Linked DNA regions of Homo sapiens: region 1 is linked to region 2. Evidence: chromatin loops called from intact Hi-C (ENCODE). Cell type or tissue: endothelial cell of umbilical vein. All regions are shown on one strand.

Region 1 (4,000 bases), 1.2 Mb before region 2:
CAGAATTATCTTTTTTGGTTTGTTTGTCGCTGTTTTTCTCCTTTCCTACCCATATTTTCTCTTCATAGGATGTGAGACTTCACAACCTGCTAAAAATGAGCCCTCCTAATAATGTGTGTCCTACCCAACTGGGAATAAACCATCGTAGCCATGAGAGATCAGATGGCTCTTCTCCTCCAAATATCATGTTAGAGGAGACTCACTTTCTTGTAAAATGCTTTATCTGAAAGAATTTAAAAAGAAACGGGAGGAAATGTGAAAGGAAAATAAATCCAGGGACCCCCAAATCACTAAGCCAAAAGGAAAAGTTAAGCTGGGAGCTTTAGGGCAAACCTGCCTTCCATTCTATTCCTAAAGAATATAGCTGCTAAGTTGAAAAAGTTACATACCGGCCAGGCAAAGTGGCTCACGCCTATAATCCCAGCACTTTGGGAGGCTGATGTGGGCGGATCACCTGAGGTCGGGAGTTTGAGACCAGCCTGACCAACATAGAGAAACCCCGTCTCTACCAAAAATACAAAATTAGCCGGGTGTGATGGCACATGCCTGTAATCCCCGCTACTCGGGAGGCTGAGGCAGGAGAATTGCTTGAATTTGGGAGGTGGAGGTTGTGGTGAGCTGAGGTCCTGCCATTGCACACCAGTCTGGGCAACAGGAGCAAAACTTGCTCTCAAAGGAAAAAAAAAAGCCACATACCTCCCTCACCCTCACAAGGAATTTCTTTGTGGACAAAGCACAGACAGAACTCGAAGTCATCCCTCTGCTCACTGAGATAAATGCATAACTGATTGCCTCCTTTAGAAAGGCTAATCAGAAACTCAAAAGAATGCATCTGTTTGTTTTTTACCAATCTATGACCTGGGAGCCCCCTCTCCACTTTGAGTTTTTCCGCCTTTCCGGACGGAGCCAATGTACATCTTATGTATATTGATTGATGTCTCATATCTCCCCAAAGTATATAAAACCAAGTTGTGCCATGACCACCTTGGTCATATGTGGTCAGGACCTCCCTGAGGCTGTGTTATGGGTGCGTGCCCTTAACTTTGGCAAAATAAATTTCCTAAATTGACTGAGACCTGTCTCAGATATTTGATGTTCACACTATAATGGATAACTGAGACTGATTAAATTATAAAGAAAGGATTTTTATTTTGGCTCACAGTTTTGTGCTGTACAAGCATGACACTAGCGTTTTCTGTTGAGGGTGTCAGGAAGCTTCCACTTATTGTGGAAGACAAAGGAAAAACATGTGTATCACATGGTGAAAGAAGGAGCAAGAGAGAGAGGGAGAGGTACCGGGCCTCCTTTTAAACAACTTGATCTCCTGTAAACTCATTATGGCGGGGAGGGCACCAAGCCGTTCATGAGGGATCTGCCCCCATGACCCAAACACCTCCTACCAGACCCCATCTGTAGATTGAGGATTACATTTCAACATGATATTTGGAGGAGAAACGTCATCTAAACTTTATCAGAGAGAAATGAATGTAAACTCCGCAGGTAGCATGTATTAGGCTATTATTGCATGCTATAAAGAAATACCTGAGACTGGGCATTTTGTAAAAAACAAAACAAAACAAAAGAAGGTTTAATTGACTTATGGTTCTGTAGGCTGTACAAGGAAGCATCGTGGCGTCTGCTTCTGGGGAGACTTCAGGAAGCTTCCAGTCATGTTGTAAGGCAAAGGAGGAGCAGGAACATCACATGTCAGAGTGGAAGCAAGAGAGAGAGAGAGTGGTGGAGAGTTGTCACACACTTTTAAACGATGAGATGGTGCAAAAGCTTACTATTGCAAAAACAGCATCAAGCCATGGAGGAATCCACTCCCATGACCCTGTATCTCCCACCAAGTCCCACCTTTAACATTGGGGATTATAAGTCAACATGAGATCTGAGCAGGGACAAACATCCATACTATATCCCAGCACACTCAGCATTAATCATTAGGTCAACTTGTCCCTGACCTGCTTCCTTATAGTTGTTTACTGCCTATTTTCTCAGAAGTATGTAGACTCTGCTACAAGATCATAGTTCACCTCAACTACTTTATAGATAACAACTTAAATATTAAGGAAACATTAAGTTTTCCCTTTGAAATATTGTTTCAGGTCCTGCATGCCAGTAAAACTACTCATGTCAGCTGTTCTGCAGGATCCCATGAGAAGGTGAGTCACCAGAAAATGCAGTTTCCACATCCTGATGATTTCATCTCCCTACCCCAACTGATCAATTTCTCCAATTTTCCAGCCTCTCACCCTCCACAATCCCCTTAAAAACTGTAGCCCAGAACTCTCTGGAATGATGAATTTGAAGGTTTGCTCCTGTCTCCTCACTCAGAAGCCTGTAATCATTAAACTCTTTCTCTGATGCAAACTCTGCTGTCTCAGTGTAATTGGTATGTAAGTGTGCAGCAGGCATATGAATCTGTTGGTCCTGTAACAGTTGGGATGCAGTGGCACAATTGTAGCTCACTGTAATCTCTACCTCCTACACCTAAGGGAACCTTACCACCTCAGCACTCGGAATAGCTAGGACTTTAGGTCTGTGTGCTACCACCCATGGCTAATTTATAAAATAATTTCTTTGTAGAGACAGGATCTTTCTATATAGCCTGGGCTGGTCTCAAACTCCTGGCCTCAAGGTATCCTCCCCACTCTGCATCACAAAGAGCTGTCATTACATGTGTGAGATACCATACCCTGCCCATGGTAGAATATTAACACATGGGTGTGAAATGTTGGCTTCAGTCTGGCATGTTATTACTTTATTAACAGTAAAGAATAATATCTGATCATGAAATTGTTTTTTTTTGTAAATAGAATATTTTCTATTTACATTGATGCTTTTGTAAATAGAATATTTGACTCTGATGAAGACATATTATAATTTCACTATGGATATGACCTGAAATGGAAAAAATTGACTTACAGAAAAAATACACCAAAGAAGTCACCATTTTATATTTGTTCTTATTACAATTATCTTTCAAGCCATAAAAAACAAAAATTAGTGATTTTATTACCAACTGAGAAGATTATTTTCTGCCAAGCAATCTCTAAACATTAACTTTTACTAGGAATGTATTCATGAAAGGGACTTTGTAAAATAGGAGCAAATTTGACCTCTTATTTAATCATTCAGAGATGAAATAAAATATAATACATTATTTGAAAAGATATCCAGGAAGCAGGAAGTACAGTCAGGGATCCCAGGAATGGGTGTGGTGATGTCTGTTGCACCAGGGCTTAGAGGGCAGGATCTTTCCTCTAGAAACTCTGTGTGTCAGGCATGCCTAGACAAAATACACTTATATTTGATGTTTTAGCATATCAAAGAGGTATTGCTTGGTTTAAAGATGAGGCTCAGTGAGTTTACACCACAGTCCAAGATCACAAAGGTAGTTCATGCTGGAGCTGGATTGAAGTCCCAGGTTATCAGGCATTCATATCAAGTAGGGAAATGAGTAAAGAAATAATTAGGTTGGGTTTTGAAAAAGAAGAATCCTATGCCTTACATAAAATTGTACCTTAAAAATTTTTTTGGCTGGGCGTGGTGGCTCTTGCCTGTAATCCCAGCACTTTGGGAGGCCGAGGCAGGCGGATTACAAGGTCAGGAGATCGAGACCATCCTGGCTAACACGGTGAAACCCCGTCTCTACTAAAAATACAAAAAATTATCCGGTGCGGTGGTGGGCGCCTGTAGTCCCAGCTACTCCGGAGGCTGAGGCAGGAGAATGGCGTGAACCCGGGAGGCGGAGTTTGCAGCGAGCGGAGATCGCGCCATTGCACTCCAGCCTGGGCGACAGACCGAGACTCCATCTCAAAAAACATAAAAATAAAAAAAAGGGCAAATATGTTGAGCTAATATGATGCTTTTTACAGTATTTTTTTTCAAGACCCTTATATGTTATGTGATTATATGCATTTTTTTAAGTTATTCTCCTTCCTCTGTTATTCCTACTTCCACTGCAATTCCTCTCATCAGTAACTACCAGTTTTAA
Region 2 (4,000 bases):
ACAATCATTAATTATCACATCCATCACCTCAGAGTTACCTTTTTTTGTAGTGAGAACTCTTAAGATCTACTTTTCTAGCAAATTTCAATTATACAGTATAGTATTAACTATAGTTAATACTATATGCTGTACATTAGCATCTCAGAAGTTATTCTTATCACTGAAGTTATTTGTTGATTAAAAAAAGAAACTGCGGTGCATCTCCTGTGTCATTCCCTTCAAAATTGCATTCCTTCTTATGTTCATGTTGATTCCACAGTCTCTCTGTCTCAGTGACTTACAGTAGCATTAGATTCTGACAGGTGTTACCCCAGAACTTCCTTCCTCCTCATTCCTAAGTAGTATTTAGCAGAGGATTGTGAAGGGAATGGGGATGGCGAGAGGCTGGAGAGGTATGGACAATAGAGGGGTGCATTTCCTGTAGAACAGGGGTCCCTAACCCCTGGGCTGTGGACCAGTACCGGTCCATGGCCTGTTAGGAACCAGGCTGCACAGCAGGAGGTGAGCAGCAGGCGAGCAAACGAGCATTACCATCTAAGCTTGGCCTTCTCTCAAATCATCAGCAGCATTAGATTCTGATAGAAGCCCGACTGAACCCATTGTAAACTGTGCATATGAGGGATCTAGGTTGCCCGTTCCTTATGATAACCTAATGCTTGATAAGCTGATGTGGAACAACAGTTTTATCCTGAAACCATCCCCATCCCCCAGTCTGTGGAAAAATTGTCTTCCATAAAACCGGTCTGAGGTACCAAAAAGGGGACTGCTGCTGTAGAGAATTTCCAAACAATAAGAAAACTAAAAGTGGTCTGCTTTTCATTATCATCATGCAAAGGCAAGAGCAATGTCAGTGACAAAATGCTTTCCACCACAAAAGGTTCCTACTGTGTCCCCCCACCTGCTATGTCACTGCATTTTGGTAAAGGGAGCTTAAGTTCTTTTGGGAATGGAGAAGATGTGGACCTCTGTTCACCATGATACTCTTAGAAATCTAATAGCCTTTTCTTTCTTTTGTGTGTGTGTGTGTTTAGGCAAGGAAACAGTTACTATTCTTCCAGGAGCCTCTTTTTTCTCCAGCGATGAATCATTTGCAATGATTAGAGGGTATGTAATAACAGAGCCCCTCATGTTTCAGACAGTATGGAATGAGCTGAGTCATCGTCTGAGTGTGTTAGCAAGGCTCTGAAACACAGCCACATTTCCCAGCCAGAAAACTATCAGGAGTTTGTTCGGCTGCAGGGTGTGAAATTATTCACATCGAATGTTGGGCATTGAATATCCAGCCCACTGTTAGGAAAAGAACCCCCAAAATGGAATCCATGCCTTTGTGCCAACCATACTGAAATAAACATTTCTAAGGTGCTTTCTGAGGATTCTAACATTTTCTTCAAACTGTGTTCACTTTCTAGCTAGTGTTTGTGTTCAAGTAGTCACATTCTGCCTCACTGAAGGAAACAGTCTTCCTGTGTACACCTGTTCATAGTTTGTTATTGAAACAATGTATACTGTAACTTTTTTTTCAAAAAGAATTTTTAGTGATTATTTCTCTGTCAGCATGGAGCTGATCTATTAGGAAATCAGTTGTGTGGTGGGGGAAGCAAGTATATTTTGGTGGTATGAAGTTATTCTAATTGCTGGCAAGTTCAAGCAAAGGGGACAAAAGCTTATGAGGTTCACTTTATTCTTCCTCTTTCTTTCTCAGTGGACACGTCGATCTGACAATGCTAGGAGCGATGCAGGTTTCCAAATATGGTGACCTGGCTAACTGGATGATACCTGTAAGTAGACATTTTTTATTCTGAATTATGTTTGGATCAGAATAATTATATTTTAAATACTAAGAAAAAGGGCCATGAGATCACGATTCTTTAAAAATGAAATATTTTAATATATATTTCTTACTAGAATCAAATTTTAATTAAGTAAGCACTGAGAAGTATTCAGCTTTGCCAATTTACTGTGCATTTGGGACTAAAAGTAGGCAAGGTCAGAGCCGAAACCTCTTGCTTAGAAGAAACCAAGTTAGAGAAGACTTAAAAAACAGAAAAAGGGCTAATTATACTCTGAAAATAAGAAATACAAATATTTACCATAACTAAAATTTTAAACTAGGAAGAACAATTAACAAGTTTGTTAGCGTTGTTAATTAACTTTGCTAATTGTTAATTCTATTAATCAGTGATTGAAATCATCTTGATTGGTCATGTGACCCCATAAATAATCATTGTCCTCTGCTATGGAATTCAAAACCTGTGAGAGTTTAATATCCTTGTGAAATGCACAGTTGTCATTTAATATGAAATGCACAGTTGTCATTTAATAGTGACCTAAATCAAGGAAGAAACCTCTTAGAATTAGCTTTGGAAAGAGGACTGTTATCACTGACTTAATTCATGAGTGTAGTTCATTATAGACCAGGATGTTGCTTCCCAAGTACGTGCATGGAAACAATAATGGGTATGTTTATGATTATGAGCTCATTTTGGCTGGTAGCCCGGTTGCTCTTTGTGTGTGTGTTTAAGGATTTCCATATGTTTCTCTATAGAACAAGCTAAGAAGAATCTTGTCAAATAACTGAGGCTGGTGGTCTATGATAGGACAGTTTTCTTGAAATCTCTTAAATTTGTTTTCTAATAATTTTTTGAGGAAGGTGGATTAATGTAGTTGATAACAATGTTAGAGATCATGTTAGTCTAGCTCATTTGATCTAGAGATCATGTTAGTCTAGCTCATTTGATCTAATGCCACCTGAAATGTTATGTTTAAGTTTTAATAATTATTCAAGCCCTAGTTTTCAAACTTGGTGGTGTATTAGAATACCTCAGAGTTTTAAGAAATTTTGATGCCTGGGTTCCAGCCCAGGTAGTCTCTAATTTAATTAATCTGGGATGTAGCCTGGACACTGGGTCATTCAAAGCAACTCAGGTGGTTCTGATATGTGACCAGGTTTGAGAACCAGCATATTAAAGATTGATTACAACTCACTTCATTTTAAAATGTAAGAGAAAAACATCATTGAGCCATCATAATAAGAACCCTTAGCAAATTGTGGATTATATTGTTAGTTTAGTTGTAAAAATACTGATCTTTCAGAATCAGCCATAGTTACAAGGGTTAGCAGCTTTTGATTGCTTCAAAAAAATCAGGGAGGGTCTCCTGAGCATCGTACAGTGAGTCAGATAGAAAGTTTGTGGAAATACTTGTGTAGGATATTACAATGTATTTCTGTTTTCAAATTTTAGAAAAGGGCCATACGGGGTAGTAGAGTGACTATAGGAAAGCAAGCCCTGGGTTTTAGCACTGACTCTACCAGTAATCAAGGTGTGATGTTGAACATTTCACTTATGCTCTTTGGGTTAAAATGCCCTCATCTATAAAGTGAGGGTTTGAGAACAGATAATTTTAGGGGTCTCATTTGGTTCTCTTAGCTTAGTAGGTAAGAGCAAGGCCCTGTAGTGAGATAGTTGTGGATTAAAGTCTTATTTCTGACGCTTGCTGGCAGTGTAACTTGAGCTAATTTCCTATTTTTCCTCATCTGTAAAAATGGGAATCATATAACAGTACCTACTTTATAGGACTATATGAAGGAATACATGTGACAATGCATACAAAGTACATAGCACAGAGCTTGACACTTAGTACCTGGTAAATAGGTTATTGTTCTTATAAGAAGTTGCGGGCCGGACGCAGTGGCTCACGCCTGTAATCCCAGCACTTTGGGAGGCCGAGGCGGGTGGATCACGAGGTCAGGAGATTGAGACCATCCTGGCTAACATGGTGAAACCTCGTCTCTGCTAAAAAATACAAAAAATTAGCCGGGCGTGGTGGCATGCGCTTGAGTCCCAGCTACTCGAGAGGCTGAGGCAGGAGAATGGCGTGCACCCGGGAGGCGGAGCTTGCAGTGAGCAGAGATCGCGCCACTGCACTCCAGCCTGTGGGCGAAAGAGCGAGACTCCGTCTCATAAAAAAAAAAATAAATAAATAAAATAAAAAAGAAGTT

What was found. A loop is a pair of places that touch in the nucleus more often than their neighbours do. Peaks named below come from ENCODE experiments on the same cell type or tissue, not always from the same donor. Only the 100,000 strongest peaks of a DNase experiment are listed, where the experiment ranks them.
Region 1: a loop joins it to region 2, with 4 times the contacts of the local background. A loop is called at or near these places in 1 of 110 quality-filtered maps.

What each region holds. Positions count from the first base shown.
Region 1 is chr5:42,983,771-42,987,770 of GRCh38, reverse strand. FLJ32255 (a long non-coding RNA gene) reads left to right here. Exons shown (of 2, transcript NR_104643.1): 2 at 2,109-2,373. Among named protein-coding and RNA genes, the nearest start is that of FLJ32255, 7.6 kb to the left of the region's middle. In endothelial cell of umbilical vein, no CTCF peak of the experiment used is centred here; a DNase peak (open chromatin) is centred at 2,040; H3K27ac peaks cover 3,378 bases.
Region 2 is chr5:41,791,781-41,795,780 of GRCh38, reverse strand. OXCT1 (3-oxoacid CoA-transferase 1) reads left to right here. Exons shown (of 17, transcript NM_000436.4): 12 at 1,032-1,104; 13 at 1,703-1,778. Among named protein-coding and RNA genes, the nearest start is that of OXCT1-AS1, 76 kb to the left of the region's middle. RefSeq lists an enhancer at 980-1,274. In endothelial cell of umbilical vein, no CTCF peak of the experiment used is centred here; DNase peaks (open chromatin) are centred at 1,140 and 2,490; H3K27ac peaks cover 3,292 bases.